2 separate regions of the Homo sapiens genome follow, and region 1 is linked to region 2. Evidence: chromatin contacts called from ENCODE Hi-C or POLR2A ChIA-PET data. All regions are on one chromosome and are shown on one strand. Each heading gives the region's core, a stretch centred on a gene start or an enhancer-like site at or near the end of the contact. The rest is flanking DNA. Distances are from core to core; before and after follow the strand shown. Region 1 holds the start of NBL1 (NBL1, DAN family BMP antagonist). Region 2 overlaps UBR4 (ubiquitin protein ligase E3 component n-recognin 4).

The links. A loop is a pair of places that touch in the nucleus more often than their neighbours do. ChIA-PET counts read pairs that join two places held with the same protein, here RNA polymerase II (POLR2A). Pooled maps may share reads with other maps.
Region 1: POLR2A ChIA-PET joins it to region 2 with 10 read pairs in activated CD4-positive, alpha-beta T cell. The contact joins the promoter of NBL1 here to the enhancer-like site in region 2. A Hi-C loop is called at or near these places in 1 of 37 single-sample maps with no recorded cell type and 6 of 50 pooled maps. POLR2A ChIA-PET finds 5 or more read pairs at or near these places in 2 of 52 experiments (GM12878 and activated CD4-positive, alpha-beta T cell).

The regions. Positions count from the first base shown.
Region 1 is chr1:19,641,582-19,645,593 of GRCh38, forward strand. NBL1 (NBL1, DAN family BMP antagonist) reads left to right here and starts at 2,730. Exons shown (of 4, transcript NM_005380.8): 1 at 2,730-2,865. All of the region lies in intron 1 of MICOS10-NBL1 (MICOS10-NBL1 readthrough), which reads left to right. RefSeq lists an enhancer at 1,742-2,577 and a silencer at 2,476-2,815.
Region 2 is chr1:19,122,366-19,126,096 of GRCh38, forward strand. It overlaps UBR4 (ubiquitin protein ligase E3 component n-recognin 4), which reads right to left. Exons shown (of 106, transcript NM_020765.3): 65 at 2,176-2,325; 66 at 468-695. Among named protein-coding and RNA genes, the nearest start is that of UBR4, 86 kb to the right of the region's middle. RefSeq lists an enhancer at 1-987. Within about 2 kb of position 1,711, at least 4 of the 41 ENCODE cell types and tissues checked have a DNase peak (open chromatin) inside an H3K27ac peak, as active enhancers do.

The sequences.
Region 1 (4,012 bases), core at 1,480-3,979, 520 kb after region 2:
GGGTCTGCATGAAAGATGGCGGGGGTAAGCTTTGGCTGCAAAATGGTAAATATTTCCTGAGTGTCTACTGTGTACAGTGCAGTGAGGCTGGTTTCTGCCGTACATGGTATATAGTTATCCAACAGACACTAGCTGGCATGGGCTCTTACTGTGTGACTTTAGGCGAGTTACTTAACCTTTCTCTTGACGTTCCTTTTTTCACTTTTTTTTTTTTTTTTTGAGACAAGGCCTTGCTGGAGTGACAAGCTCATTAGGTTCCACAATTAGCCTTCTGCAATGTTGTCCAGGCTGGAGTACAGTGGCACAATCATAGCTCACTGCAGCCTCAAACTCCTGGGATCAAGTGATCCTCCAGCCTCGGGATTTTTTTCACTTTTATTATTTTATTTGTTTGTTTGTTTATTTATTTATTTATTTGAGATGGAGTCTCACTCTGCCTCCCAGGCTGGAGTGCAGTGGTGCGATCTCGGCTCACTGCAACCTCCGCCTCTCAGGTTCAAGTGATTCTCCTGCCTCAGCCTCCCGAGTAGCTGGGACTACAGGCACACGCCACCACACCTGGCTGATTTTTGTATTTTTAGTAGAGAGAGGGTTTCGCCATATTGGCCAGGCTGGTCTCGAACTCCTGACCTCAAGTGATCCTCCTGCCTTGGCCTCCCAAAGTGCTGGGATTACAAGCATGAGCCACTGCGCCTGGCACTTTTAAAACAGAGACAATACTTACCTCATAGGTTTATTGTGAGAGTGGCAACAGCTTGCAATGGGATGAGGCACATGGTAAGGTGCTCAATATGTGTGAACTATTATAACGGTCATAGTTACCATTAAGGGAAGACCTATCTGTGCTACATTAATGGGGGATAATAATTACTTTATTCGCTGGGCGTGGTGGTTCATGCCTATAATCCCAACACTTTGGGAGGCTGAGGCGGGAGGATCACTTGAGGCCAGGAGTTGGAGACCAGCCTGGGCAACATGGCAAAACCCCATCTCTACTAAAAATACAAAAACTAGCTGGGCGTGGTGGTGGGCGTCTGTAATCCCAGCTACTCGGGAGGCTGAGAATTGCTGGAACCTGGGAGGCAGAGGTTGCAGTGAGCCGAGATCACGCCATTGCATTTCAGCCAGGGCAACAAGAGCAAAATTCTGTCTCTAATAATAATAATAATAACAACAACAACAACAACAACAACAACTTCATTCAACCAAATACATTGTACATCTCACCTGGCCTGCCCATAAGCAATGGAGACACTGAAATAAACACGATTCCTGCCCTCAAGGTCTAATGGAGGAAAGAGATGTACACAGCTATTCTAGAGGGAAATTGACATGAACAGAAGTTCTCATCCTGTGCTCCAGGATCACACTGGAGGAGGGAGATGCTCCCAGAGGGTCTTGGGAAGGCTTTCCAATCTGGAGCTGGAAGAATGTTTGCCCAAGAGATGTACACAGTTATTCTAGAGGGAAATTGACATGAACAGAAGTTCTCATCCTGTGCTCCAGGATCACACTGGAGGAGGGAGATGCTCCCAAAGGGTCTTGGGAAGGCTTTCCAATCTGGAGCTGGAAGAATGTTTGCCAGAGATGAAAGGAGGGGAAGGGAATTCCGGGCAGAGGGAAGGGCGCAGGCAACAGCTAGGAGGCGCAGATGCAGGCTGGGTGTGGAGGGTGCGAGTAGGCTGGAGTACACCAGGGAGTTCCCAGCAGGCCACTAGGAGCCACCCAGGATGCCCGGCAACCTCATGAGTCAGACAAGCAGGGCTGTGTCTATCTGGAAGTTTCCAGCCAAGCTAGGTAAAACACATGGACACAGGTAACTATGCTGTAAAGCAAAATCCCCAAGTCCTACAATCGTGTCCCAGTGGTGTCCCTGGGCCACCACTTTCCAGAAGCAAAGTTATTTTCTCACCCCGTTGTTAAGCACACAGAATAGAGAAGGTACGGCCGCAATCCACCCAAGTGCCCACTGATTAGATAGGAACCCCCGAGGTGAGGCTGGAAGCTGGGGCCAGGAGCTCCACTCTTCCCAGGAGTCAGAGAAGTGAGTTCATTTGCTGGCTTTTTAGTTCCTAATAAGTCCCTGGGGCTTTTCGGGATGCTTAAGCCAAGGGCGTGGGGCCGAGAGCGACACTAGGATAACACTAGGCAAGGCTGAGCAACCCAGGCTACCAACAGCACGGACTTGAACCGGGTCGCATGCCGGAGCGGACGGGATGAGGTGCACCGCAGAACTGGGGACTCCTGGTGCCGGGACGCGGCGGGCTGGGGCGCCCCACTCTCGGGGCAAGTCTGCAATGCCCGGTGCCCACAAAAAGGACACATCCATCTTTGTCACCCCGAGGCCTGGCACGGCCTGACGGCCCAGGCTCGGTAAAAGTCGGGCGGAGAGAGTGGAAGCGCAGAGAAACCCGGGGAGGGCGCTTAAGAACGGGCCAGGGCGCCCGGCTGGGCTGCCCTGCCTCTCGGGCGCCGGCCAGGCGTCCCGGCCGCCCCACCACGCCGTCGGAGCGCGCCGAAGCTCAGCCCGGGGCGGGCGGGCCAGGAGAGGGCCCGGGGCCCCTGCCGCCGCGGCGCCCCCTCCTGCGCACCCGGAGGGAGAGGCCGCGCGCGCCCGCCCGCTCTTTCTGCGCGCGGCCCTCCCCGCTGCCCCCGCCCTCGCGCCCTGTTTGGAGGGAGCCACCCTGACGTCGGAGCCGCTCCCCCGCGCCGCGCGCCCGCCCGGGGCCGCAGACAGCGCGCAGCGCAGCCCAGCCGAGCGTCGCGGGGCCGCCCCCCGCCCTGCCGGCCGCCTCGCCGAGCCTCCTGGGGCGCCCGGGCCCGCGACCCCCGCACCCAGCTCCGCAGGACCGGCGGGCGCGCGCGGTAAGTCCCGCCCGGGTCGGCACGCGGGCGCCCGGCTTCCAGAGGCTTCGGCCGCGGGGGCAGTGCCGCGCCCCCAGCCCGGAGCTGCGTCCCCCGGCGCGTCCGGCGGCCGCGGGCACCGGGTGGAGGCGCCGCCGCCGAGCTCAGGAGCCCTGGGGGACCTGGCGGGCGCCTCCGGACGCCGGCGCTGGGGACGTGGGCGCGGCACGGGGTGGCCGGGGGGCACCGCCGCGTCCGGAGCCCGTCCCCAGACTCGCCCCAGGGTTCCGTTTCTGGATCGGAGTTTCCGCGGCCGGGGGAGAGAGGGAGCGAGGGAGGGAGATGCGTGGCCGGGCGGGCCGGGCTCGCATGTCCCCCGGCCGTGCCCGGGCCTCGCCGCGCCGCGCCTCTCGGCTCTGGACGTTTCCGCCTCCCGCGGCCCCCTCTGCTTCGGTCCCCACGTCCGTGTGTCTGTCTCTCCGTCGCTCCGTTTCCGCCGCTCACTTTCCCCTGGTCTGCCCGTCTCTTTCCGTTCCCCGCCTGCCTCCGTGTTCGGCTGCCCGCGTTTGTGTCTCTGCCTCTGGCTTTTCTCTCCCTCTCTCTGTCTCTGCGCTGCCCTCTGTGGGGGTCTCGCCCTGTGTCTGCGCCTCTCCCTGATCCCCCGCCCTCCGATCCAGACAATCCCCCAGTGTCGGAGGCTCGCCTTCCCCCAGCGGGGTTCACGAATAGTTTCCTAGACCGGGTGCGGCAAACCCTCCCCCTGCCTCCCGCCGGCCCCGAGGCCTGGCCCGGGTCATCTCCCTGGAATTGAGTCTGGGGCAGGGAGAGCCAGCCTTTCCGGGGGCTCAGTTTTCTTAAGAATTCCACCCCCGCGAGGCCGGCTGGACGACAGGCCCTGCTGCGGGCCACCTGCCCGGCCCGCTCCCAGGGCGGGGCGATTCTGATCGTTTACAAGCGGCGGCAAAGGGGGCAGCCGCCTGCCTTGGCGTGGCCGGAGGTTGGCGGGCATCAAGGGAGAAAGCCACACTTCCAGGCTTTCGGAGGCCCTCGCTCCCCAAGCTGGACGCCACCAGCCTGTAACTAGGGGCACCCCAGGAAAACAGAGGTCAGGGCTGGAGGCCAAAGACCGGGCGCTGGCGGGGAAGCAATTTGTCAACAAGGAGCCCCT
Region 2 (3,731 bases), core at 461-2,960:
AGCCAGCTAGATTAAAGACGTTCTTTCTAGGTTGTTCACATACAAAATACTCAGTTTACTCCTCTAAGTCCAAACAGTTTCTCTTTAGGCAGCAATACATTTTTCTACTCGAACCTTCATCATTTCTTTAGTATTCAAGGGTAAAAACCAGAGGTGCACAAAGAGATCAGTCCTGACTAGGATGTAAGCAAATGGCACTGGTAAGAAGCTCGGGCCACTCACCTCACAGTGGAGGAACTGCTGCCAGGTGGGATGAGAGTGCTGAGGGGGACATCCCAGATCCTGAAGCCAACTACACATGGTACAGCACCCAGACAGGGGTTATGGATTTACCCTCATCTCAGCCCTAACCATGCCATTGTCAACACAGTTAAAAGTCCTGCATTATTACCTCCAGCCCTATTACCTACTTGGCTAAGCCTTATCACATCCCCCCTCCCTGCCCTACCAGGTCCCAGCCCTCGTACCAGGCTGATGAGTGTGTCATATTGCAAGGCGGAGCCTGAGCTGGCTGTAACCACACTTGCCCGGAGGAATATCCCCTGCTCTTCTAGCAGCTTCTTGATCCCACGCACGTGAGAGTCCAGGGTGTGCAAATCCCGGAGCTGGCGGTACTTCTCTTTGGATCCACAGATGAAGAGCAGAAGTTTGCGGACTTGACGGCGCACAAATGGAGTCTGCTGGATCATGAGGTACTTGAGAAGAAAAACACCACAAAGAGTAAATGACTCTGGGACTGTATCTATATCAACTGTGGCTCTCACACCCTGGGTTTTAATAAACTGTTATTAAAAGCTGGGGACAGGCCGGGCACGGTGGCTCACAGCTGTAATCCCAGCACTTTGGAATGCCGAGGTGGGCTGATCACTTGAGGTCAGGAATTTGAGACCAGCCTGGCCAACATGGTGAAACCCCATCTCTACCAACAATACAAAAATTAGCTGGCCGTGGTAGCACTGCCTGTAATCCCAGCTACTAGGGAGGCTGAGGCAGAAGAATTGCTTGAACCCAGAGGGCGGAGGTTGCAGTGAGCAGAGATCGTGTCACTGCACTCCAACCTGGGTCAACAGAGTGAGACTTGGTCTTAAAAAAAAAAAAAAAAACAAAGGCTGGGGAGAAACACAAACCAAGCTATTTCCTCTTGACCAAACCAGCCTCTCTTAAACTTAAATATCCTTTAATGAGACCAGGAGAAAGAAAGGGAGAGAAAGAAATCAAAGAGGAAAATACCAATATTCATGCATCTCTTCCTTGTGCCCTTAGGAATCTACAGGCAAGCTGGACTCCACTTCAGCCCACCCAAAGGGAAACTATCAAGAAAAAAACCATTCCAAATCTCTTTTTCAGGTAAAAGAGCTAAAGAGAAGATTGGGTTGGTACAACTATGTAACTCAAAATCCTCATCTGAGGTTTGCTAACAGATTATTCTTCCCAGAGTTAATCTATCTCAGGGTTGCTGTCTGGTTACTAAGGTTATTAAAGCCATTGTCTCTCAGTTCCCAACCCACCCCTACTGACACTGCCCAGTGATGCTGAGGCCAGAATTATGCCAATGCACTACTTCTTTGCCAGCTGGCTCCCTCTTAGGTTCTGCCAACAGGGAGGGACACTGGCAGCAGGAGGAAGAAGGGGCTTGCTTCTTCCCATCTGCCTGCAGTCCTAGCAACAGCCCTGCACCCTGGCAGCCACAGTGAGTTCTAATCATCAGCTTCTCTCACTGCTCCCAGCATCAACCGCATCACATCCCCTCAGGGAACCCACTTCCTGATAACTGCTTCAGGCAGTTACTATCCCTGTGTTACCTCATGTTTCCTTTTTATCTTTTTTGTTGTCCAACAGCATTTACCCAATTTCCCATATTGAAATCTCTCTATTAAGATAACTAGTATACTTTGTTTTTCTGACAGAACCTAAATTATTAAACTTGCCCATTATCAGCACGTGAGGCGAAGTTCAACACACAGAATCAGAAGGTAAAGTATGGCTTGTTTGATACACATCTCCCACAGTTCTACCACACAGTATGTTCCAGAAGGGCAAGACCAAGACCTACAAAGGTGAAAGGGACTCTGCAAGGGGAAATACCAAGTAAGGATGAGGAAGAAAGGGGCCCACAGAGGTGAATGCAGATGTGTCCTCAGCCCAACAAGCATGCAGCTTGGGACTTTCACTTACCTCGGAGAGAAAGTAAAACCACGAGTGGTCAAAGACAGGAGGTGGGATTCGAGAATTGGTGTCAGTAATCTTTTTGATTTGGTAAGGAAGCCTCAGTACCATTTCTGTTAGAAGCTGAGTATAGGCCTCAAACACATCAGCAGCATGACCCTGGGAGAAGAAAATTTGCATGAGAACCTGTGACTATCGATTTTCCATGACCACAATTAGGAAAAAGCCTGGCTCATTAGACGTATTACATGTTGGAGGTGGTAAAGGGTGCCTTTCAGAGCTGGAATCAAGACTGACTGACAGTTTATTCTATAAACCCAGAAGGCCCAGGCTTCTGCGGCCAATTTAATTACATGCAAAGGTTACAGTGGAGGCAGACCTCACTTCCTAAAAGTCCTAATATTTCACTCTATGGTTTTTGACATTGGGTTGATTGTACTCTGCCTACATAAAGATGAGTGCTAGAAAGGCCAAAAAAATTGGAAAAAAAAAAGAAAAAGGGAGTAAGGATCTCTGACTTCTATGAGATGTATTCTATCCCTAGAACCAAAATTTCCCATGATAACAAGAAATTGTTAAATAAACCAAGGTGGGCAAGATCACTAAACTCAGCCAAGATTCCTGGCTTCATGTAACACAAAAAGGCAGAGGTAAATGAGAGATGTGAGGACAGTGGAAACAACAGCTATCCTGCAAGCTGTGTGGTCCCATAAAAAGAATCTGTAAGAGTTTGAGGGCACAACGTGTCTCACATATTCAACTCCCAGTTATTCATCAGTTCTGTATCAAGCACTGGAGTTGTAAACAGGAATAAAATATGGTTTCTGCTGAGAGTGTAGAGGGGAAGACAGGTGAAGGAGCACACAGGGTGCTCCGGGAACCCAGGACAAGGCTCTCTTGAGCAGACTTGATGGCAGGGAGTATATGTTAGGGAAGTTTTCCCAAGGATCCAAAGCTCGTGCTGGATCTTGAAGATGGGCTAGGAATTCGCTAGACAGGAGAAGAAAGGGGAGCAGAGGGAGAGGAAAGAATTCCAGAAGGGACAGCATGAACAAAGGCAACACGCCACACCTTGGGAAATGTGCAGGCTGGCAGGGCTGCGTGTAGGGTGTTATAGGTGACAAAGCTAGAGTCAAGCAGGTGGCTGGGTCCTCCAGAACTCTTTGGCCTGTAAGTTATGGAAAACCACCAAAGAGTCATGAAAAAAGAGCAAGACAACGATCAGATCCACACTCTATGCCTATCGTATTCCTACCCTACTCAAAGCTATTCTGAGGGGGCAGTGAGGAAGAGACTGGTGATATCAGTTAATACGGACTGGGCATTGATACATGCTAGGCATTGTGCTAAGTCCTTTACAAAGGGCACCTCATTCAATGCTCACAACAGCCCTGTAAAGCAGATACCATCTGTATGCTCATTTTCCAGCTGTAGAAGCTGAAGGTTAGGGAGGTTAGACAGACAGAACTTCTCCATGCTTCAAGACTGGTAAGTAAGAACACAAGATGGGACTTATCCCAGATCAATCTGATCAGAAGGCCCATCTTCTTAATAAGTACGTTAAA